3 separate regions of the Homo sapiens genome follow, and all the other regions are linked to region 3. A link is a loop called in an ENCODE intact Hi-C map of the cell type or tissue named here. Cell type or tissue: endothelial cell of umbilical vein. All regions are shown on one strand. Region 1 has its middle 28 kb from the start of LACTB. Region 2 has its middle 100 kb from the start of MIR190A. Region 3 overlaps TLN2 (talin 2).

Region 1 (8,000 bases), 250 kb before region 3:
CTTTAGCCTGTGACAATTCAAATAGAATTATTTGGCTCCAATCCCATCTAAACACAGTGCCAGTGTAGATTGTGAAGCCATGTTATGGTACTCAGTGGATGGCCAGAGGACCCAGAACCTGCAACCATGAATCTAATTTTAAATAGTAATCAAATGGAAAGACAGAATTTGAAATTCCATAGGCGTCTGGGGGTGAGTCTGCAGATCCAGCATGAGAAGCCCGACCTTGCTGGCTCAAGCATAGGCGCCCAGAGCCATGGCAGGAACCACAGGGAGGCTGGGAATATGACTGTTGTTATCAATGTGTGGTTACTTAGTTCTTTCTTAGAAACCATCTCAAGAGTTACTCCCTTTATTTCTATGCCCCAGTCTAAGTTTGAAAGATTTTCCTCTGAGCAATCTTGATCACTGAGGGACCAAAGATCTAAGGCTAGGTCCACCCTTAGTTCTTCCTGCCGAAGTCTCCATCAGGCACTGCATACCCCCCGCCTCCCTCTCATAGATGCCTCCTGTTTGTGGGTACTGAGGTCCTGAGTCATCTTCCTGCAATTGTACCACACTGTGGCCTCACCACGTTGCTATCAGGCTCTCCAACAGATCATTGCGTGGACCTCCCCAGGCACACTAACCATTCATACCTCACAAAACATTCCTTTCTGGGCCGGTCACGGTGGCTCATGCCTGTAATCCCAGCACTTTGGGAGGCTGAGGCGGGCAGATCACCTGAGGTCGGGAGTTTGAGACCAGCCTGACCAACATGGAGAAACCCCGTCTCTACTAAAAATACAAAATTAGCTGGATGTGGTGGCCCATGCCTGTATTCCCAGCTACTCGGGAGGCTGAGGCAGGAGAATCACTTGAACCCGGGAGGCAGAAGTTGTGGTGAGCTGAGATCGCGCCATTGTACTCCAGCCTGGGCAACAAACGAGAACTCTGTCTTTAAAAAAAAAAAAAATTCCTTTCTGCGCTTAAAAAGTCAATCAGTAGTTTCACCATAATCCATGTAGCTCAGAGTTAATATGCTACATGCCTCGGCCTCCCAAAGTGCTGGGATTACAGGCATGAGCCACCGCGCCCGGCCAGTCACTTAGTTTTCTAAGCCTCAGTGTCCCCATGTGTAAAATACTACATGCCCTGCCTGCTGTACAGAGTTGGGAAACTCAAACTTGATAAAAGATGTGAAAATATTTTAAAAATTATAGGCCGGGCACGGTGGCTTTTGCCTGTAATCCCATCACTTTGGGAGGCCAAGGTGGGTGGATCACTTGAGGTCAGGAATTCGAGACCAGCCTGGCCAACGTGGCGAAACCTTGTCTCTGCTAAATTTACAAAAATTCTCTGGGCATGGTGGCAGGTGCCTGTGATCCCAGCTACTTGGGAGACTGGAGCATGAGAATTGCTTGAGCTTGGGAAGCGGATGTCACAGTAAGCTGAGATTGCATCACTGCACTCCATCCTGGGTGACAGAGTGAGACTGTCTCTAAATAAATAAATAAATACAATTATAAAGTGCTAGTCAAATGCAAGTTGGTAGTGAAACAGGCCTTGACATATTTCATAGTCACTTTATAATTCTTCCATCAAGGCTGGACAAGTGTCACCTTAGCACAGATCAACCCAGATCAACATACTGAAGATTTAGGAGCACAAGATTCTTTAATAGAGGATATTTTTCTGCCCTGCTTCTTCCAATTGCAGTATATCATATTTGATCATTGTAGTGCTTGATGAATTTATTTTGCAACTTACTACGATAGAATGAGAAATCACTGGCTTTTCCAAATAGATCATGGCTGTCTCCCCATTGGAGAAAGAGGTACTCTGTAGAGTAACTAGGTTAACTCAGAATATCTACACCCTGAAAGGCCAGTTTTCTTTTTATAATGTAAACACATTAAGGGAATTTGGAAATAAAGAGAAATCATCCAGAATTCTACCATCTTAACACAGCTCTGTGTTTTTGCCCATTACAGCCTAGTTGGCATCCATAAGCACTTAAGAGGGCTGTAGTTACAATGTACATATCATTTTGGTTTTCTGCCCCTTTTTCACTTATGCATTTCTCCACATTTCCTTTTTCTTCTTTTTGTGATTATACTTTGATAGGCATCTACATTTCTACCTAGCCTCCGTGTTTATCATTTTAATGGTGAAATAATATTCCATCAACTGAATTAATCATGATTCCTTTTGGGTGAAGATATAGGTTGTCGCCAGGTTTTTCTTTTTCTACTATTAATAATGCTACAACAAACGGGCCAGGCACGGTGGCTCACACCTGTAATCCCGGCACTTTGGGAGGCCGAGGTGGGCGGAACACCTGAGATCAGGAGTTGGAGACCAGCCTGACCAATATAGTGAAACCCCATCTCTACTAAAAATACAAAATTAGCCGGGCCTGGTGTCACACACCTGTAATCCCAGCTACTTGGGAGGCTGAGGCAGGAGAATTGTTTGAACCTGGGAGGTGGAGGTTGCAGTATGCCGAGATTGCACCATTGCACTCCAGCCTGGGCAACGAGCAAAACGCTGTTTCAAAAAATAAAAATAATGCTACGACAAGTGGCTTCTTAAATATAGCTTTTTGCCTTTGTTGAAAACCAAAGTCTCCAGGATAGAATTATTAGCTCAAAGCTTAAAAACTCTTTAGAGTTCTTGCAAATATATTTCTATTGCTTTCCAAAAGGATCCCACAAATTTTAATGCCATTAACATATTTGATCTCATTGCTAACATTCCAGCATTGAGCAATTTATTATAAAATTTTACCAATTTAATAGGTATCAAATGCTGTCTCTTTTAAAATGCTATTTTTATTTCCACAAAGGAAAGACAGTTTTCAAGGGCTACTTTTTTAGAGGGAAAAGTTTTGTCACCAGAAAGATAAATCCAGGTAGCTGATAGTATCTTCATTTACTCTTTTGTCCATACCAAGGACGTAGGAGAGTGATTTGGCACTCAGCCTCCCCTTTAGAGGTTGAGAGCAGCTAGATCTGCCCCTTTAAACCATGACATCCAGGTCTATGGTATGCAGCAGAGTGGATACTACTGAAATAGTTTACACATTCTTGCTGGAACTTACTAATACAGTTTCAGTTTTACTGAACTTCTAAACCAGCAACATAAGTTAAGGATCCAGGAATATTAGATTGGCAACATGCAAATTGACTATCATCTAACAACTGGCATCTAGACTCAGTCAGAAGGAGTTTTCAGGCAAACAGAATCTGGTGTGATGTTTATAGCTGTGTAGCGGGAGCCAGGCCTCTTAGCTTTGCTATTTGTGTCAGTTCCCAAGGGAACTTAAGTGGCAAAAGCCCACTTCAATTTTCTCAGTTTTAGGTTGCCCATTTGCCTGAAAGAAGTGATGTGAAACTTGTGAACCAGAATCTTGGGAATATTCTGAGAATCTCAGATGGAAGGGACCATTTTAATTATGAAATCTTTTTTCATTAAAAAAAAAAATCAGGTAACCCTTTCCCCATTTCACATTTCTGGTTCAGGTACTCAATAAAATGCAAATAGAATGACAGAATTTACTTTGATGAGCTCAAAATCAGTAGCAAAATATAAATCAAGATGCCTTATTAATAAAAAAGTTAAAGATTTGTTAAAAACAATAATGTAAACAGAGATGATTGTAGGTATTTAGGATGTTTAATTGTGTCCCATCCTGCCTTGCCCTTTACATATTTAGCATTTTTTTCTGATAGGAAAGTAAATTGTAGATTGGAAAAAAATCTTATTTTAAAAACAATTGCATGAAGCACATATTATTATGGTGTCTTCATTTTACAAATGAGGAAACAGACTTAAAGAGGCTGAGGGCCCCGAGGTCACACTGCTCAGGAGTGTGTCTCAGCTCCCTTATTCAAACTCTTCTGTTTCTAAGGGTTTACTCTTCTTGCATTTGAAATTGAGCAAAAGTTTAAATTCTTTTACCCAGGCTGCAGAATGGGTCTGGGAAAGACGGTAATGCTGTTGAGAGGCTCACGCATGCAGGTGCTGGGGAGAAGCCATTGGGTGGAGAATATGTGAACAGCAGGTGGCAGCAGTGTCTTTGGAGTGCGTGGTTGTCCCAGGCAGTCCCCGGAAAGCAAGGTCCATGCAATACCATGGAGCCCTGAACCTAATGCCTGACCTTTCATCTCTGACCTCCTGCTGAGCCAGGTGTACTACCTGCCACCTAGTAAGGTACAGTGTATCCCTGGGGAAGGAATTGGGGAGAATATTGGGAAACAGGTGACTTGGGAGTCATTTATAATTGAAAGGCTCCCATCTGGGTAACTGGTATAATGTGTGGTGGTGTGACTCTGGCGTGTTACTTAGCTTCTCTGTTCTTCAATATCCTTTCTGTAAAATGGGGATAATGGCCATCTGCCTCTCAGGATCACTGAGATGATTAAGGGAATGTGATATCTACAAAGCCCTTGGAACAGCCCAGTACTGGGCGCACACTATGTGTACGTTACCTATTATTAATATTCTTTGTTGAAGGCTTTATCGTTTGCAGTGGACTTTCATACCTATCATTTCATTCCATCCTCCCACCATATTTTAAGATGCAAATATTACACCCATTTAATATAATAGAGGCGGACACCGGTTGAGCCAGAGAAAGTACAAATTAGCACGAGCTTTGAAGTCAGACAGATTGGAAGTCAGGCTCATTAGAGTTGTGGGATTTGTGCAAGTTACTTAATGCTTTGGAGCCTCAGTTTCTTTCTAAATGAGTGATAATATTACCTATCTTGTGGGTTTATGACAACATACATGAAGTTTAAAACAACATACATGGTTTAAAACAATATATATGAAGCCATCTGGTGTGGTTCCTCTTCCATAGTGAACACTTAAAATTATTCAAGGGATGTTTTAAAACATCAAAAAGTATTTAGACAGGCACGGTGGCTCATGCCGGTAATCCCAGCACTTTGGGAGGCCGAGGCAGGCGGATCGCCTGAGGTCAGGAGTTCGAGACCAGCCTGGCCAACATGGTGAAACCCCATCTCTACTAAAAATACAAAAATTAGCCAGGTGTGGTGGCGCATGCCTGTAATCCCAGCTACTCGGGAGGCTGAGGCAGGAAAATCGCTTGAACCCGCGAGGTGGAGGTTGCAGCGAGCTGAGATCGCGCCACTGCACTCCAGCCTGGCGACAAAGCGAGACTCCATCTCAAAATAAATAAATAAATACAAAGTATTTAAAAAGGCAAGTAAATTTACTTACAATCCACCACCTAGAAATAACCTTGTTATTACTATGATGTGTTTTTTTCCCCTAGTATTTGTAAGTGATATGGCCGAGCTCCCATCACATATGTGTAAGTCACTCGACCAAGGTGCCAAAGCTAAGACAGGGGCAGAGCTGGGCTCACACACCAGGCAGGGCTGCCTCCAGGGCCAGGTTCTTCTGTGTAGCTACTTCTCCACACTTCCTCAATCAAGTTAAGGATTAAATGTCTTTTGAGAAACTGATGAAAAAATATTTCAAGTGTTTCAAGTTTGAAAATATACACTTACATTCAAAAGCATGTAAAGAAACCAGAGGTACCTAAGACAATCTTATCATATAGTTCAAGGCTGGAATTCTGCCCAGAAGGTAGGGTTTCACTTGCAAAACATGAATTTCTACAGATTTTTGTTTGGCCAACATTTTCACTGTTAAAACATTACTGTTCAAGCTGTTACAACTACAACAAGTAAATTTGGAAAAATCAGTGAACTAATCATTTGACAAATGGATTAAATTGAGTGAATTAATGATTCAGCAGATTGGGTCTTTGGGTGCACTGATTTTTTGGCAAATTGGCTCGCATCTATTAACATGGAGTAGTGCTCAATGTATGTGCTTGTTGAATTAATTAACACATGAATGAATGAGTGCATTGAATCTTGCCATAAATAAAATGATCTTTCCCCCCGAAGGTCAATGACTTTACATGATGTCAGCATTTTAAGAGCCCCAAAAGCTTCTTGAGACAGATATTCTGATTCTAGGGTCACGGCTACTCACCATGTGTGCATCCCAACTCCAAATCCACACTCATTGCCTGGTTGGCTCCTCAGTGAGAGCTGGTGCTTCCCTGTTGGTTCTTAGGGTTGAAGCCCGCTCACTATGGGTCTTGGAGTCAGAAGACCCAGGTTTGAATGTCACTGGGCTTGTCCACATCTTAGCCACGGAACACTGGCCAAGCCAGTGCACCCTGGAACCGTGTTGTCACTGATTACATGGGGACAGTGCTGATGTCTGTCCTGCTTTGTTCCCAGCATCACTGTCACTATCAAATAAAATGGAAATGCTCTCTGGGAGCCGGAAAGTGCTAGGTGAATTTTAGTTCTTTATGAGTTCATTATTATGAAAACCACAGTGGCCATGTGTGTGCTCTGTCATGGAGGGAGTAGGAAGGCTGGGGACGGGTCTCAGGGAAGGAGGGCCATGCCTGCTCGCTGGTAGAGGGTCACTACTCACCTTTGCTCTTTGGTCTCTGCCTTTCTGGTCACTGACACGCATGATAGAAGGGCACACACACCTATTAAACTGCTTCCCCCAGGTCATCTGCCAGTGAGGAGCTGGCAAACCCCAGTGGCCCTACAAACGCCTCCTCACTGGCTGCTTCAGGCTGAGGTCATTTGCCCGGAGCCCCTGGGGTGGGGTGAGAGGGAAGCCGGGGTCCTCCCAGTCACCTTGGGCCCTGTGCGGCCAGGCTGGGTGGCATCCTCCTCCGTCTGGCCTCTCTGCTCCCAGCTCTGAACGCAGCCTGAGAGAGGGCAGAAGGGGTGTCTGCTGGGCACCTTTGCTGCCTCACAGCCAAAGAAACCTGGCTGGGGAGGGCCGGGCAGGGAGGGCACACAGCTGGGCATGACAGGGAGGGCGTGTAATGGCGTAAGCTTGGGAACAGGATCAAAGACAAAGAACGAGGGGGCAAGAGGTGTCTGGAGAACGCAATTTTTTCCTCCTCCCTTTTCTCAAGTGTAAGAGTAAAATCATTAAAGAAAATAATGCGCCCTTCAAAGGCGAATTGGCAATCAGTGTTGAATTTTAGTGCTGGAGTGGGTGACAGCACATCCCAGCTGCAGTCAGGAGACCTACCGCTGCTGAGTGACGCTGCACCAGCCACCCGCCATCAGCCACCAGCCCCCAGCCAAGCGGTCATTTACCACCCACTTGGTCTGGCTCACTTTCTGTTTCCTGAGTTATATTAGCTCTAGTGGAGACCTACCATAACAGTTCATCACGCTTGAAAGGTGCTTCTTCCTCCCAGAGAACTTCACGTCCACCCTCTAAAAGCTCATCTGTCTGAACAGCCCTTCAGGGTTAAAAGCACCTGTGCTCAGATGGACTCTGAATTGGAAGGTTCTGAGGTTCCATCTAATCCTGTTATTACCCAGACTTCAGCTGGGCTCTCATTTCACCTCTCAGAGATTTGGTTCAATTTAGCCTGGACCCCAATTCCAGGGCCAGTTTAAGACCATTACAGGCCCCAGGGTCTTTTAATTATGGAGTCCGCATTCCACATAATATCAAACACATTAGAATATACCCATATTTCACATTGAGTATCACATTTTTGCTGTAGAAAGGATCAAAAGGACTTTATTAATCTTGCTTTTGAAATTATAGCTGCTCATTGACTACATGTCTGGCTATGTTCTCCAGGCTGGCATTGTGCATGCACAGTACATTTTATGGAGGGAGAAAATAAAACCTTAGCGTTATTTTCAAACAGAGAATCCAGAAACACTAAATTTAAACATGAATGAATTGACGTTGTTTGTTTTATAGACATTTAATTAAAATGTATTCCTTTCAATTTCATACTTTTCCTTTTATATTTTAGATTCAATAATTTTTTTTTTTTGGCATGTCACGTATTTTCACAGGCCTTTGAAAAAAGCTCATTGGCCAGAGGCCCTGTCCCCGGGGCCCTGCAGACCAGATGGCTCTGCTGGTGTTTGCTGAGAGCCCTTCCCAAGATTTTGCCCCACCCCTCACCTCAT
Region 2 (8,000 bases), 80 kb before region 3:
GAGGAAATAAAACTGTCATGATCTGCAGATTGTATGATTGTCTTCTCAGAAAAACCAGAAGAATTTATGAATACATTATTAGAATTGATGAGATTTTAGCAAAGTTAATAAAAAAATTAATACACAAAGTTCAACTGTATTTCCACACTCAATTTGAAAGTATAACTGAAATAAGAAAAAAAGTACAAGATACTTAGGTGTCAACCTAACCAAATATGTGCAAAACTCTTCAGGGATAAAGTTGCAACACTTTACTGAAAGGCATTAAAGAAAACGCAGATAAATTAAAGCTAAGTCATATTCTTGGTTAGGAAGATTCACTATTGTAAAGATGTCAATTCTCCACAAAGCAGTTTAACACAGTTTCAGTAAAATCCTAAGAAGATCATTTGTGAAACTTGAAAGTTTTAGTCTAGAATTTTATTTTAAAATTTATATTGAAGAGAAAAAAGCCAAGCATAGCCAATATACTCTTGAAGAACACAATCTTGGAAATCATCCTGCCATATAGCAAGATTTAGTATTAATATAAAGTAATTAAAATAGTATCATGTTAAAGAAGGGATAGATAAATAGATCAATGGAATAGAATGGAGAGATCAGAAAGAAACCTACACAGATCAAGAAACTTGATTTTTTTGAAAAAAGCCATCGCGTATCAGTGGGGAAAGGGATGGACTATTCAAAAAATGATGCTAGAATAATTGGTTATCCATTTGGGAGAAAATAAACTGAATCTCTACCTCACATCATGCACAAAAGCTATTCCACTGATTGAACACTAAAAAATGCGAGCCAAATTTAAACATGACACCAACTTGCATAAAACACACACACACACACACACACACACACACACACACACACGTGCATGTAGAAACTGGTAAAAACTGAATAAGTTGGGAGGCTGAGGCAGGCAGATCACGAAGTCAGGAGATCGAGACCATCCTGGCTAACACGGTGAAACCACGTCTCTACTAAAAATACAAAAAAAAAAAAAAAGCCGGGCGTGGTGGCGGGCGCCTGTAGTCCCAGCTACTCGGGAGGCTGAGGCAGGAGAATGGCGTGAACCTGGGGCAGAGCTGGCTGTGAGCCCAGAGCGTGCCACTGTACTCCAGCCTGGGCAACAGGGTGAGACTCTGTCTCAAAAAAAAAAACAAAAAACAAAAAAAAACTGAGTAAGTTTTGTTAGCAATATTTACCAATGTCAATTTGCAGGTTTTTATATTGTACTACAATCATTTAAGATATCACTATTGGGGAAAACTGGGGGAAGAATTTGCAATTTTTTGTGAGTCTATAATTATTTCAAAAGAAAAAGTTTAAAAAGTGAAAGGAAAAACGTAAAAGTACTTAGAAGGCAATATAAAATATTTTATGACTTCAAGGTAGAGAAAACTTTCTTGGTCTAGACACAAGATGCAGGAATCCTAAAGAAAAAGATTAATAAATATATACTATAGTTAGAAACTTCTTCAAATGACACCATAAATAGTATGAAAATACAAGAGAAGACAGGTGCCATATGTAATCACCAAACAATGTCCAGAATACAAAAATAACTATGAAGCACTGAGAAAAAACCCAATAGAAAAAATGGATTAAATAGACATTTTCACAGAAGAAATCCAAACAGCCCAGAAGCATAAGAAAAAAAAAACCATACACAACCAAACCACTCAACCTAATGAGTGATCAGGGATGTGTTAAATAAAACTCAACAAAATATCATTTTGCATTCAACAGATGAGCAAAAGTTCAAAAATCAGACAGTATCAAATGTAGACAAAGATGTAGAGAAATAGGAACTCACATATGTTGAGGATGGAAATATAAAATTTATATATCCACCATGGAAAAGTGTTGGGCAATAGCTACCAATGCCAATCATACAAAACTGCATGACCCAGCAATTGTAGTCCTGGGTCTACAGAAACTCATGCACATGTGCACCAGGATACATGAATAAGAATGTTCCCCGCAGCATTATTCAAGATAGGCAAAAACCGGACACAACACAAATGTCCCTCAAGAGTTGATTAGATATATTTTAGTATACTTATATAATGGGGTATTATACAACAATTAAAATGAACAAGCCATAGCTCTACAAAACAAAATGAGTGAATCTCACAAACATAAGTTTGAAAGATGTTAGGTGCTAAGAAATACTAGTGGATGACTCCATTACTAGAGCAGGTGAAATTAAGGTATATTCTTTAGGGATCATATATAGGAGGTAAAACAAAGGCAGGAAAGTGGTTACCATTGAGGTGGTGGAGTGAGATTTGCTTTTGATGAGGGAGAAGTAGACAAGGGACTTCTGGGGAACTGGCAAATATTCTCAATGTAGATCTCGGTCATGGTTTTATCGGTGTCCATTTAATAATTATGTTTGTTTGTATGCATGGTGTATAGACTTTTCTATATGTATATGTCCCAATGTAAGAGGAAAAAACTACCCCACCTTTCTCTCATCACAGCATTTATCATCAGATGATAATTGCTCATTGAACTATCAGTTAATCCCATTACAATGCAAGAAACAGGAGAGCAGGAGCTGTGACTCATTGCATGCTCACAGCCTTGCTGAGCATTCAGTGGGTGCTCAATGAGGGAATAGTAAACTGATACTATTTACAGTTAAGACTGGGCTTATGAAAGGCATCTGATTTTACAGCCCAGGAATGATGGAGTGGGACTCAACCAGTTCCCCTCCCCTGTATGTGGGGACTGTGACCAGAAATAAGCCAAGAACTGAGCAGAGACTGAGGATGGACACATCCTGTTAAATCTGCTAGGCTTTGCCTCAACAAATTGTATTAGACAACTTTGTGGTAGGAGATTACAGCTCAGCTAGACGACAGCCTCCTGATTGAGCTACTCTACCACTTACAGCCTTCGACATAACATTCTTCAGCGATGGTTTTTGGCAAGAGCTTTCACGGAAATGTGCCTGCCTGGAGCCAGCTCCTGTCTAGAGAGGTTCCTGTAGAAACTTTAAATGATGACATCAGTCTGCATATGCCCCAACATCAGGCTGCTGACCCAGCTGCCTGTAGATAGTAGCATCTTGTCTTTTCTACATGGGCCCCGGGGACAGAGAGATAAGGAGGAAAAAGGTCAGGGGTTAGGCAGTCCATCATTGCACAGGCAAGTTGTGGTCCGATGGTCCAGACAAAAGTCTGGATTTCTGCCTTCCTGCCTCCACAGGCTTGGAGTCTGGCCTCTGACTAAGCCTGGGGCAAATTAACCCAGTCATGATTAAGCCATGAAGAAAGGTGCCAGAAAGTTGGGACGCATACATGAGACGTATTGAGTCTCGGGGGTGTGCAGTTGGTGTTCATCCATTCCTTCAACAAGCATGTGTTGAGTGCTTATGTGGGCGGACGCTGCAGCAGGCACCAGGGATATTGTCCAGCAGGGGACTGTCATGCCAGCTTTTCAGATTAGACTGTGTGGATGTTGCTCAAGAAGGAGCAGATACGGTAGAATTGATCAGCAGTCTCCAGATAGGGGTTCCAGAGGATTCCCCTTAAGGATGGAAGGCAGTAGTATTAGGACCGAGGAAAGGAAGCACCTGGTCACATTGCCAAATTTCTCATGGCAAGTACTGGAACAGGTTGGAGAATGTAAATGTTGACAACATACATTTTTGAATGAGCATACCATAAAGGGAGACACAGATGTTTAGGGAAAGACTCCAGACATTTGAAGTGACAACAGGAAGAGAAATTGTTCTTTCCAGAGAGCTGTGCTTGGTCCTGCTGCTAGAGACAGTATGCTTGGCAGTAAAAACCTCAGCGTGCCCCTCTCCATGGCCCAAGCATTTGTGGAGCACCCCCTAGGCCCAAGCTCTGTGGTTGAGTGGTAGAATCCAGAGCGAGCCACTCAACAGTATAGTTCAGTGGGCCCGTGCGGTGATGTGCCTCTATAAAGCACGGTGTCCTTTTTTTTTCTCAGAGTTCATCTGGGCACATTTTAAAATTTGATCACTCCTCCTAAAAAACACAGAACATTCACTGGTTGTGTGAGGAGCGTGTGTATTACTTTATAAAAGTTGACACTGAGAGGTGACAGGCAAGTCTGGAGCTGTGTATAAGTATCAGATGCATTTCTGATCATTTATGTAGTTAACCTTCTTGAATTTAAACTTAGAATTCCCACTTTGTGTAGTGTTTTTTTTTTAAACTTTGTGTAATATTTTGTGTGAAACACAGGCATTTCCAACTGTATATTTACTTAATCAAAGAATTTTATGCATTCTGAGCTCTTATTTGTTTAATCATGGATTTGAAAGTTTTAAGAAATACAGAAATAGTTCAACTATCAGTAGGAGCTTTGAGGAATCACAGAAGAAACATTAGTTAACCATTACAGGAGAAAGCAGACAGACTGCAAGACATTTAAACTCTATGATACAGAGGATAGGCAGCTGGGTGTGGTGGCTCACACCTATAATCCCAGCAATTTGGGAGGCCAAAGCAGGAGGATCACTTGAGGCCAAGAGTTCAAGACCAGGCTGGGAAACATAGTGAGACTCTATCTCTAAAAAAAAAAAAAAAAATTTTTTTTAATTAGCCACGTATGGTGGTGTGCACCTCTAGTCCCAGCTACTTGGGAGGCTGAGGAGGGAGGATCACTTGAGCTCAGGAGGTCGAGGCTGCAGTAACCTATGATTGTGCTACTGTAGTCCATCTTGGATGTCTCAGGAAAAAACAAAAAGAAGATGGACAAAGAACTCTGAAAAAAAATTCATTGGAATTGAAAAGCCTGAAATGCTACCTTAAAAAAAAAGGAAAAGAAAAAAAAAAGTAATACCAGCTGCAAACCTTGAACAAGCTGCAAGCAATATGGAAAACTTTAACACAGGATTTTCCTGTTACAATAGTGAGCTCTGCCCTGGAGGGTGTAGTGAGAAGAGAGTTTGGACTAAGTCACAGAAGATTTGAAAGCCAGGGGGATATTGTCAGACCTGGGGTTTTATAAGTAACCATGGTAGCACTGTAATGCGGGTTTAGAGAAGAGCGAGGCTGGAGTGAAGGAGGCCAGGCTGGAGAAGATCCCAACAGCCCATGGAGAGATGATGAGTCTGCACCAAGGGAGGGCAATCAGGATGAGGAGAACGGCCAGTTTGAGAAGCATGTGAAGAGTAGAGACGACAGACCTTGGTGGCAGGTGGTTGATGAAGAAGGAGAGCCAGATAGGACTGTGATTCTAGAGAGGGTGAGCCAAGGCCAGTAGAGGGCTCAGGCTGAGGGCAGGCATGGGTCCAATGGTGGGCATGTTGGGATCCTTGTGGAAATGTCAAAGGGACCACTCAGAAAGCTTAAGGCAAGAAGGAGCATTTAGGAGAGGGCAGAAGAAGACAAAGGCAGTAGGGGAGGCTGTGAGAGTTAAGTTAGCCTGGTTAAGGTTGTGATTTCTTATCATCTTAGCGGTGAAAACAGTTCCCCTTGACTGGGGGCCTCCAGTGTCCTGAGTCCTTTGCTTAAGGTACTTCTTTTTCTTGCCTCTTCCCTGCATTACTGAACTTCCTGGGTCCGTTCCCACATTGCCCTGGAGTTGACCATGAGCTCCTGGTTCTGGTGGGGAGATGAGTTCTGGAGCTTCTTCCTTTGCTGCCCACGTGGGCCAGAGCCAGAAGCGATTCTTGGCTCAAGGCAGGTAGACAGAACCGAATGACCTGAATGATCCTCGGACCTTACCCTGCTGCTTTTAACAATTCGGCTCTAAACAAATCACACCCCATGCCCTATGGGAACCTGTAGTTTCCAGTGCACAGGAGCATCAACCTGAGGGGTTATTTTCCATAAGATTCCTCTGCTAAAATAGCACCTTGTGACTTTCTGTTGTTCAAACGAAAATACAGCTGGGAAACAAAGATGCGCTTGGGGAAGACATTTGCACTTTTGCCTGGAATGTGGTGTCAGAATTTAAGACCAAGCTCTTTTTTTTTTTTTTAAATTATTGTACTTTAAGTTTTAGGGTACATGTGCACAATGTGCAGGTTAGTTACATACGTATACATGTGCCATGCTGGTGTGCTGCACCCATTAACTCGTCATTTAGCATTAGCTATATCTCCTAATGCTATCCCTTCCCCCTCCCCCCACCCCACAACAGTCCCCAGAGTGTGATGTTCCCCTTCCTGTGTCCATGTGTTCTCATTGTTCAGTTCTCATCTATGAGTGAGAACATGCAGTGTTTGGTTTTTTGTCCTTGCGATAGTTTACTAAGAATGATGATTTCCAATTTCATCCATGTCCCTACAAAGGACATGAACTCATCATTTTTTATGGCTGCATAGTATTCCATGGTGTCTATGTGCCACATTTTCTTAATCCAGTCTATCGTTGTTGGACATTTGGGTTGGTTCCAAGTCTTTGCTATTGTGAATAGTGCCTCAATAAACATACGTGTGCATGTGTCTTTATAGCAGCATGATTTATAGTCCTTTGGGTATATACCCTGTAATAGGATGGCTGGGTCAAATGGTACTTCTAGTTCTAGATCCCTGAGGAATTGCCACGCTGACTTCCACAATGGTTGAACTAGTTTACCGTCCCACCAACAGTGTAAAAGTGTTCCTATCTCTCCACATCCTCTCCAGTACCTGTTGTTTCCTGACTTTTTAATGATTGCCATTCTAACTGGTGTGAGATGGTATCTCATTGGGGTTTTGATTTGCATTTCTCTGATGGCCAGTGATGATGAGCATTTTTTCATGTGTCTTTTGGCTGCATAAATGTCCTCTTTTGAGAAGTGTCTGTTCATATCCTTTGTCCACTTTTTGATGGGGTTGTTTGTTTTTTTCTTGTAAATTTGTTTGAGTTCATTGTAGATTCTGGATATTAGCCCTTTGTCAGATGAGTAGGTTGCGAAAATTTTCTCCCATTTTGTAGGTTGCCTGTTCACTCTGATAAGACCAAGCTCTTAATGGAATAAAGTTGGGATAATTCTCATGAACTATTGAAGACAGAGCAGTCTTGGGGGGAAGAGCATATCCTGAGGGCTCAGCCTGTGGCTGTGGGCATGGTGTGTATTCAATATCAGAATCTGGAAAAATGTTTGCAAGTGCCTCTGTGCCAGGTGCTGTGCTAGGCCCTGAGAACGGGAAACAGCCTGGCTGTGCTTCCCTTTCTGTTTGCTCCAAGGAGAGGGAAGGTAGATGCTTAGAGTTGGTAAAGGGAAGTGTAGTCCATCTTAGAGAAGTCCTAAGTAGACTATTAGGGGGTAAATCCATTATAGTGAAGTAAAATAGCGAAAAAGAAAACCATATGAAAGAAATTGCGGGCCGGGCGCGGTGGCTCACACTTGTAATCCTAGCACTTTGGGAGGCCAAGGCGGGCGGATCACAAGTTCAGGAGATCGAGACCATCCTGGCTAACATGGTGAAACCCCGTCTTTACTAAAAATATAAAAAATTAGCCAGGCATGGTGGCAAGCGCCTGTAGTCCCAGCTACTCGGGAGGCTGAGGCAGGACAATGGCGTGAACTTGGGAGGCAGAGCTTACAGTGAGCCGAGATCGCGCCACTGCACTCCAGCCTGGGCGACAGAGTGAGACTCCGTCTCAAAGAGAAAGAAAAAAAAAAGAAAAAGAAAGTGTCGGGTGATAAGTGAAAGGTGTGCCCTCTGTGTTTTCTTCTGTTGGGACTGATAGAAGAGAACAGATGGAAAAGGAGAGACATAGGTCAGGAGGATCTGGGGTCAGAGCTACTGATGAGGGACCTGGGCAGGAGGTGGACACCACCCCACAAGGTCGGGCAGGCCTGCAGGGAAAGGGAAGGTAGGAGGAAGCCAGGCCAGCCTTGAGCAAGACACAGTTTTTTTTTCTTTTATTATTATTCTTTTTTAGTTGACATGTAATAATTGTACATATTTATGGGATACAATTAATACTGCATCATTTGATACATGTGTAATGATCAAATAAGGGTTTTAGCATATTCATTTAGCATTTATCATTTCTTTGTGTTGAGAATATCTGCTCTTCCAG
Region 3 (8,000 bases):
TCATGCCTGTAATCCCAGCACTTTGGGAGGCCGAGGCGGGCGAATCACGAGGTCAGGAGATCGAGACCATCCTGGCTAACATGGTGAAACCCCATCTCTACTAAAAATACAAAAACATTAGCTGGGTGGGGTGGCGGGTGCTTGTGGTCCCAGCTACTCGGGAGGCTGAGGCAGGAGAATTGCGTGAACCCGGGAGGCGGAGCTTGCAGTAAGCCGAGATCGCGCCACTGCACTCCAGCCTGGGCAACAGAGCAAGACTCTGTCTCAAAGAAATAAAAATAAAAAATAAAAAATAAAATGGGGTTAGACCCTACCTCAGTATTTAAATAGCCCTTGGAACTGTAGTCGACTGGAATATTGTAAGCACTTAATAAATGTTATCTGTGATGAGGAAAATAACGATATTCATAAAACACCCAGTAGAGCACCTAGTATATAATTTATTCTCAAAGAATTGGTAGCTGCCAAAGATCAAGGATATTCACCATCCAGACTCAGAGTCATGGCAAAAGGCCTGTTAATACATAAAAACAAAAAGTTTCCAAGAAATAAAGAAATTTGCCCAAGATCACCCAGCCAGAACCAGAACCTAAGTCTCAGATTTCAGCCCAGATTCTGTCCCCTGTGCGGAACTTAGGAGCTAGACACTGAGCACAAAGGACAACCAGCCCCGCCATGCAGGGGCTGAGTCTCCTTCCTGCCAGACTCGTCTCTGTAGCTTTCAGTGATTCCCTGCCCGAGGAAATGTCTTCCCCCTGCTGCTACTGCTGCTTCGAAATCAACGCTTTTGTGGGGCCACAGGGAAAAGTCAGAGACTGAGCACAACACACCAGGTCAGGGATGGTGCCATTTAGTCCCAGGAGCAGAAAAAAGACCAGGACTGTCCTGTGCCCTCCCCCACCTTCCAATCCCTGGGGTCCTGAGCTCCACGCTCATGCCTCCAGTCAAAATAGTTAAAGATTTCCATCCTAAGTGATGATGAACAGGAAAAACAAACCCATACCATACCACATACCCAAATACCAGACATTCCTCACATGGTTTGCTGTGTAGGTGATTGGCCACAGACTTCTCTAGCTTCTCAGAGCGCAGGGATGGAGACTAGGGGTGGGGAGACCTGTGCCCCGACCGCTCATCCCAGAGTCTAGAAACAGGACTGGGATGGCTGCTGTCTGTAATAAGTCTGCTATCCTTTTCCATACCCATCAAGTAAGCCATATACTGGAATCCGGGTGTTACCAACATCACACTCTAGAGATGCATCAAAAAGTAAACATTTGTTGAAGACCTACTGTGAGTCTGGCACCACGTTAGGGGCACGAGTGCTCAGTTAACTCTTGAAAGTGGACGCAGTGGGGTTTTCATTGGTCACATTTTCAAGATTGCTTTCATGTAGGTGTGAAGGAAAACGGAACAAAATTTCGCTGCATGCCTAGTATGTGGTCAAATGCTTGTTGGCCTTTTCCCATGCGACTGCTACCTGGCATTAGTTAGGGCACCTTGGCTGCAAGCCCAACTCTGTCTGGCTTAAATGTGGCAGAAGTGTATCTGGTTAGTGATTGGGAAGCCTGGAAGAATTAGGTTAGACAAACCGATCGACACTGCCACCAAAGATACAGATTCTTCGATTGCCTTCATTCCACCATCCTTGCGGGAGGCTCCACGATGAGGCTGGTGCTGATTGTGGTCAGAAAGTGGCTTTTTCATTCACTACTGATAGGGAAGAGAGAGCCTGTTGGGGATATATGATAGACATTGTGCTTGACTTCCCAACATCGACTCCCCTCTGCCTTGTGGAGTGCAGCAATATTTTGGGGACTTGGCCTCAAGTCAAGGATAACACCGTTTTCATTGGTCACATTTTCAAGATTGCTTTCATGTAGCTATGAAAGAAAAGGGAATAATTTTTTTTTTTTTTTACTAAAAGAATAGATTTTTATTAAGCGCTGTAAGTTTCTAGCAGCATTAACAGAACAACAGGCCAATTTCCATCACAGAACAACTCCTGAGGCATTCTCATTCCTTTCTGAAACTCTTCCATGAACTCCTGCAGTTCCCCCAAAGAAGCATCCATGCAAACTTAGATGAATAAACTATGGAGCTTTTGTGGTGAGGTGGGCCAAAAAAGCAGGGAATTTGGAATCTGGGAGTAGGAAAGAGAAATACATATTATCCACTCAGTAAACTGTCAAGAATGTGTTTCCTCTTATCTCCAGCAGATATTTTCTCTTATCTCCTTGGCCAGAATCAGGTTATATGTCCATTCCAGAACCAGTCACTAGCAGGGGGAATGGTATTATCCTTGACTTGAGGCCAACTCCCCCCAAATATTGCTGGACTCCATAGGCAGAGGGGAGTAGATGCTGGGAAGTCAAGTACACTGTCTATCAACAGGCGTGAAAGCTAAGACTTGCTCAGAGCCATGTCTCTCTGACGTTCAAAGCCCTTGTAGGTTCTTTTCACTTCATTGTACTACATGAGGCAAGAAAAGGGAAGGAAGGATTAGGGAGTTGAATTTCAAGTGCCCTTTTGGAGCATGCAGCTGCAGGAGGAAACTCTGCTTCTTAAAGTACCCTTTCCCCTCTACCTTTCCCTTCTTTTTCAGATGGTCCTCACATCCCACTGGCATTCAGACCAGGGGCACCGTTGTGTAGGGATTGGCTCACACCGTCCAAGGTCCTCTCAATATTTCAGTAACAACTCCCTTTGGCGGGGCATGATGGCTCACACCTGTAATCCCAGCACTTTGGGAGGCTGAGGTGGGTGGATCGCTTGAGGTCAAGAGTTTGAGACCAGCCTGGGCAACATGACAACACCCCGTCTCTACTAAAATACAAAAATTAACTGGCTGTGGTGGCGGGTGCCTGTAATCCCAGCAACTCTGGAAGCTGAGGCAGGAGAATTGCTTGAACCTGGGAGGCAGAGGTTGCAGTGAGGCAGGATCGCGCCATTGCACTCCAGCCTGGGCAACAGAGCAAGACTCTGTCTCAACAAACAAACGACTCCTTTTGAGCTGGAGCCTGTCTTCTGGATTTTGCTGGACAATGGGGAGAGTTACCAGGAGGTGGCAGGATATTTAGGATCAAGTTGTGTTTCCTTGCAGCTGTTTCAGGAAGGAAACCCTAGGAAAGCGATTTTCAGAGAAACTATTTTAGTCTTAGGCAATAATGTTGCCCTGTGGCATGGCAAGGCCACGGGGAGGTGGGGAGGAGGAAGAAGACAGCTGTGGTGGGTGGTAGGTGTTTGGGAACAGGCTTTTTTAGTTTGTTCAAGCTCAAATCAGCCAGAGTTCAAAGCAGCTGACACCAAGCAGGTCATAAACACGAGTTACAAACTGCATGGTCTGAAGTTTTCTCCCAGGCAATCAATCTTTATTAAATATCTCACATGTCCAAGGCTTGGTTTTGGGTGCTAGGGAGGCTGCATGAGATCCCTGCCTCCGACCTAGATGAGGCTGCTGCACAGGCGAAATACTACCTAGTAACACTAGACGGGATATGTGACATGCTAAGAGGGGAGGAGAGACAGTAATTGCAATAGGATTTGGGAGCAGTGTTTCCCAAGGTGTGATCTTTGGAATATCTGTCCCTCAAAATATACTGAAATTAAAAACTGCTCCAAGGGCCTCCAAATTGGGGCAACCCCATATATTATAGGCTCCTTTTGGAGATATCCAGTGCATATGAGTATCTTAAAGGCTCCAAGAAGTCTCATAGAGACTTATTAAATTATTAACCTATTTACCTTTCATAGCCTGATTTCTGATACTTATTTACCCATGAAACACCTCCTTTTTCTCTCCAGGAAACAGGGCTACCCGATCTATCGGTGTCCTATGGAACCACACTGCCCCCTGTGGTCAGAACCACCTGGGATGCAGAACAGCAAGGACTGCAAACTTGGGTGCAGAGGGCTTTCCTCCACGCAACCCAGGAAGCTCCGTGATTGGCAAACTGCTCTGTCAGGATCCATCGAATCAGCAAACATAGGTGCCTCTAGGATGCAAACCAGGGAACAGGACTGTTATGTGGCTTGCTGGTAGCCAAGCAAAATGCCCCGATCCATCAGGTGAGCTGATGATGAGCTTGCAGACATTGGAGAATGTAGCACTGAGGCAGAGTGGCAGCCAGCCTGAAAGGTTTGTCATGTCTTCCCCTGCTTCCCTGGCCCCTTATTCCTTTGGAACGGAGCCCTGATTCCAAGGAGTGCAGGCCCTGCCAGACAGCCTTTGTCCCTACCTGTCCCTCCAGGTTTAGGCCTTGCATGGTCCTCTCCCCGTATCCCTCCTTCCTGCCTGCATGCCTAACACCCTAAATGTTCTCTCTGCTCTGTTCAGTAGCCCAGGCTACTTCCCATCCTTTGAGAATCTACTCCAGCCCACCTCCTCCTCAGTCCTACCCTCCCAAGGACCCGCCCTGAGGCTGGAGTCCTGCTGGCCTCCCACCACACTGGATAACTTGGCATTGCTCTCATTTCTCCTTGCAGGAGACGGGCTTCTCCAGGGTGGTCTGAGATCTCTGGAGGGAAGAACCGTGCCTTGCCTTCTCCTTCCATCTCCTCTCATGCCCATAGAGTCAGGGAGCTGAGAGGACACCAGCCCATCTCTGCCCCGGAGCCTCTAAGCACCTCTCCCTTCCTGCTTTTCCAAATGCCTCTGCAACACCAGGGTGCTGGGCGCATGGGACTGAGGGCCTCCCTCTGGGCCCCTTCTCACCCTGGGCTACCCCAAGTCTTGGACCCCATGTGGAACATGGTCAGCCTTCTGATGAGTCCAGAAAGCATTTCTCCAACATTTAGTTGTGAGCTTAAGGGAATTAAACTTCTCTTTCTGAAAATAAGCTGCAGATTATCCTGAGAGAGGCCCAAACAGGCAGGAGGCTCTGAATATGGCCGCAAGAGCTCAGGCTGTTACTGCCCCTCCTAGGTGCCAGCCCACACAGGCAGGGTTTTCCGCCCACCACCCCCAGGTCAGCCTGGCCATAGAGGGTCTGGGCTGGGGCTTCTCCCCTTGGGGAGTTCAGGCAGCAGAACTCCTGCAATTGTGCTCTGCTTGGGGTGGAAGGTGTTCAGATAAAAATGCCTGGTGGAGTATCTCGGAACCACAGAACTACCTGTGAACGCTGTGGTTTTAAACCCAGGATAGAGCTGTGGTCTGAAAACAGGGTTTTGGAGACACTCAGTGGGAATAAAGTAAAGCAAGGCTCTCTGTGACTGCATGATACAGAACAAGCTCGGTAGCACGGGCTCACTCAGTGGTCTCAGAATGTCTTCTTCTTCCCCTCACCAGACATGTGCAGACTTGGCCTCTCCTGCAGCCCCCACCAGCCCCTATGGTCTCTTTCCCTACTCGCCCAGGAGCCCCCAGCACATCCCAGGTTCTGCCATATGCACACAGTTCCGTCTGCCCCCAGCTCCCTCTCCCTGTGTCTGCCTGCTTAATATCTATCCCACTAGCCAGGTCTGACTGAGGTTCTCCCTATGCTCTTGATTTAAAAAAAAAAAAAAAGCTTTGGAAACAAATTGGAATTTCAATCCTTGCTTTGCCACTCACTAGCTGGGTGATCTTAACATAGTGGTTGGGAGATCCCCGTTCTGCTAGCTGTGTGGCCTTGGGCAAGTTACCTAACCTCTCTGTGCCTCAGCCTTGCTGGCTATAAAATGGAGATAAGAGCACCCATGCGTTGTACAGGGTATAGTTGTGAGGATTAAATAAAGGTGATAATGGTGCGTGTCTGGCACGTGGTAGGTGTAGGGTAGGTGTTAGCTAACTTAGAGATGGAACGCGGCTCCCCCATCCTACCTCTGGCAGCAGCCCCTCCCACTACAGCATCTCCCACTGGGCAGCTCTGTGGCCCAGCTCACCCTGCTTTGAATTTTTTTTACCTTGGAACCGAATTCATTCTCCAGTTGCTGACCTTTGTTAGTGCATCTCCTGTTTCCATCATGCATTTTCCCTGCACAGAATCTCTCTCCTGATCTCCTGCAGAGTGATTCATCTTATGACTGGACCTGAAGTGCCCTCCCTGACACAAGGCCCCTCACGGTGTGCTCCTGGCTGCCTCCTTGCCGGCCTCAGGGAATTGTTCACCTCCTTAAGCAACTGCCTCTTCAGAAACCCAGGCCTACCTAAGTGCGGTTCCTGCAGCCTGGAGTGCCACCCCCATCCCTTCTCTGCTGGGGAACTCCTATTTATTAGGAGTCGGGCCAAATGTCCTCCTCTTGGAAATCCTTCCCAGCTTCAGGGCTCTGCCCTTTACTCCCACACCCTTGGGTCAATGTTTGCCCTCCCTGGACTGTGACCTCCTCCAGGAATTAGGCTCGGGTCCCCAGAGTCCTACACACAGCAGGGGCTGGGGCACTTCTAAGTTAAGGTCGTAGTTGATGGGTCAGCCTGATTGAGCTGCGTGTGCAGAGGATCTGAACTCCTGCAGACACCACTTCTGCATGAGTCTTGGTTTGCCGCTCTGCAAAATGGCCACACCACCTTCCCCACAGCTGCGGAGGGCTGGGCTCTGGGTGTCCAGCAGCACCGAGCTGACACCCAGGAGGCTCATTAAGTCAGTCAGTCCTCTCACCCCTTCCTGGTCGGCTCAGGCTTCCCACATTCATTTTGGGTGTGGTCAGCTCCAATCTCATTTTTGTTGTTCTTGTTAATCAAAGATATAAAAACCTTCATTATCAACTGGCTTAGAGATCCTAAATCATCCTTTCAAGCGTGAAAAAAAATCTTTCTTATTGGTTGTTAGACATACCAGTGACTCTCTTCGTTGCGATGGTGATTCTTTGACACCCCCTCTTGCAGATTAGAAATGCCTCACACTTTTCTAAGTCTGGCTGCCCCGCCACAAACAAGGACTTCTGGCCCCCAGCAATTCCCAGTCCAAACAGGAAGGAGGGCCTGGCAGTCTCCGGGGGTTGCAGTTGTGGCCTCAGCTGTCAGAAGTGAACCTAACCTTCCTGTGCCAGGACCTGGGTCAAGATTGGAGATGATCCCATATGCACTTCTGTATTCAGCTGTGCGGTCTTCTGACAGAGGCGGTATGTAAAGCCAAAAAGCCCCCTAGCTACTTGTCCAGGACGCCTGCTCCTGGAGTTTCTCCAAGTTAACTCTTGTCAGCAAAGCTACATGAAATTCTGTGGCACCCTGTGGCTCTGCGTCTGTCACTCACTCACACACACGTGCTCTCTCCTGACATACCTCTGGTAACTATGGAGCTAGTCCTCAAGGTGGAATTTTACTCTCATGATAAAGACAGTCTCTTCCCCCTTCTTTTCCATCTTCCTCCCATTCCCATGAGTCCTCCACACAGGTTTGTTCCTTTAAAGGTTTATTTCTGGCAAATAAAAAAAAATAACTTATGTGGTTAGATAAATTAATGTATGTGATTAGATACGACACAGGGCAGAGCTGAACGTTCCTGTTTTCTTCTGGATCTTGAAGGTTGGTGAGAGGCCGCTGAATGAGACCCAGCCTCGTGTTTTGTGGGATGAAGAGATGCAGACAAAGTGACTCAGGTACACTGATGCTCCCTGGAGGGCTGGGAGGTGGGCTCAGAGGAAGAGGCCGAATCCAAACCTTTTTTATTGAAAAGAAATAGCTCTTGTTTGTAGCATTTAAAAGAATCAACCCAAACTCTGCACACACTCATCCGTAGTGACCATAAACATGACATACCAAGCAGAGGCTCAGAAAGATGGAGCAACAGACTGAGGACATTTTCAACATGGTACTTGGGGATACCTTTGGGAAAGATGCCTTCCCCAGCAGAGGCCAGCACTGTGGAGAGATAGGACCAGAGCCACTACTGGCACAGTTGTCAAGATCTTTTGCTTTCTGAACTCTGGGGACCGCTGCCTTTTAGCCTGAGGGGAATGTCTCCAAATTTCTTGGGTTGGTAAGTCTCAGAAGCAGCCAGCCCCTTGGTCAACAGAGGGTACCTTTCCTCCAGGAATCTGAGAATGGAACATGCTGATAGTCTGTGCTGAGATCTTAAGGCCAG

Evidence for each region. A loop is a pair of places that touch in the nucleus more often than their neighbours do. Peaks named below come from ENCODE experiments on the same cell type or tissue, not always from the same donor. Only the 100,000 strongest peaks of a DNase experiment are listed, where the experiment ranks them.
Region 1: a loop joins it to region 3, with 14 times the contacts of the local background. A loop is called at or near these places in 85 of 110 quality-filtered maps.
Region 2: a loop joins it to region 3, with 8 times the contacts of the local background. A loop is called at or near these places in 8 of 110 quality-filtered maps.

The regions. Positions count from the first base shown.
Region 1 is chr15:63,089,815-63,097,814 of GRCh38, reverse strand. No RefSeq gene overlaps it. Among named protein-coding and RNA genes, the nearest start is that of LACTB, 28 kb to the left of the region's middle. RefSeq lists a silencer at 411-705 and an enhancer at 3,673-7,469. In endothelial cell of umbilical vein, a CTCF peak has its summit at 4,034 (motif pointing right); DNase peaks (open chromatin) are centred at 34, 544 and 4,054; H3K27ac peaks cover 1,228 bases.
Region 2 is chr15:62,923,778-62,931,777 of GRCh38, reverse strand. No RefSeq gene overlaps it. Among named protein-coding and RNA genes, the nearest start is that of MIR190A, 100 kb to the right of the region's middle. In endothelial cell of umbilical vein, a CTCF peak has its summit at 3,404 (motif pointing right); DNase peaks (open chromatin) are centred at 2,637 and 2,927; H3K27ac peaks cover 1,960 bases.
Region 3 is chr15:62,843,943-62,851,942 of GRCh38, reverse strand. TLN2 (talin 2) reads right to left here. Exons shown (of 59, transcript NM_015059.3): 59 at 7,312-8,000. LOC105370854 (a long non-coding RNA gene) reads left to right here. Exons shown (of 7, transcript XR_007064671.1): 2 at 3,805-4,068; 3 at 6,803-7,038; 4 at 7,442-8,000. Among named protein-coding and RNA genes, the nearest start is that of MIR190A, 24 kb to the right of the region's middle. RefSeq lists enhancers at 4,374-4,873, 4,874-5,375, 6,057-6,557. In endothelial cell of umbilical vein, a CTCF peak has its summit at 3,865; DNase peaks (open chromatin) are centred at 3,092 and 3,842; H3K27ac peaks cover 3,461 bases.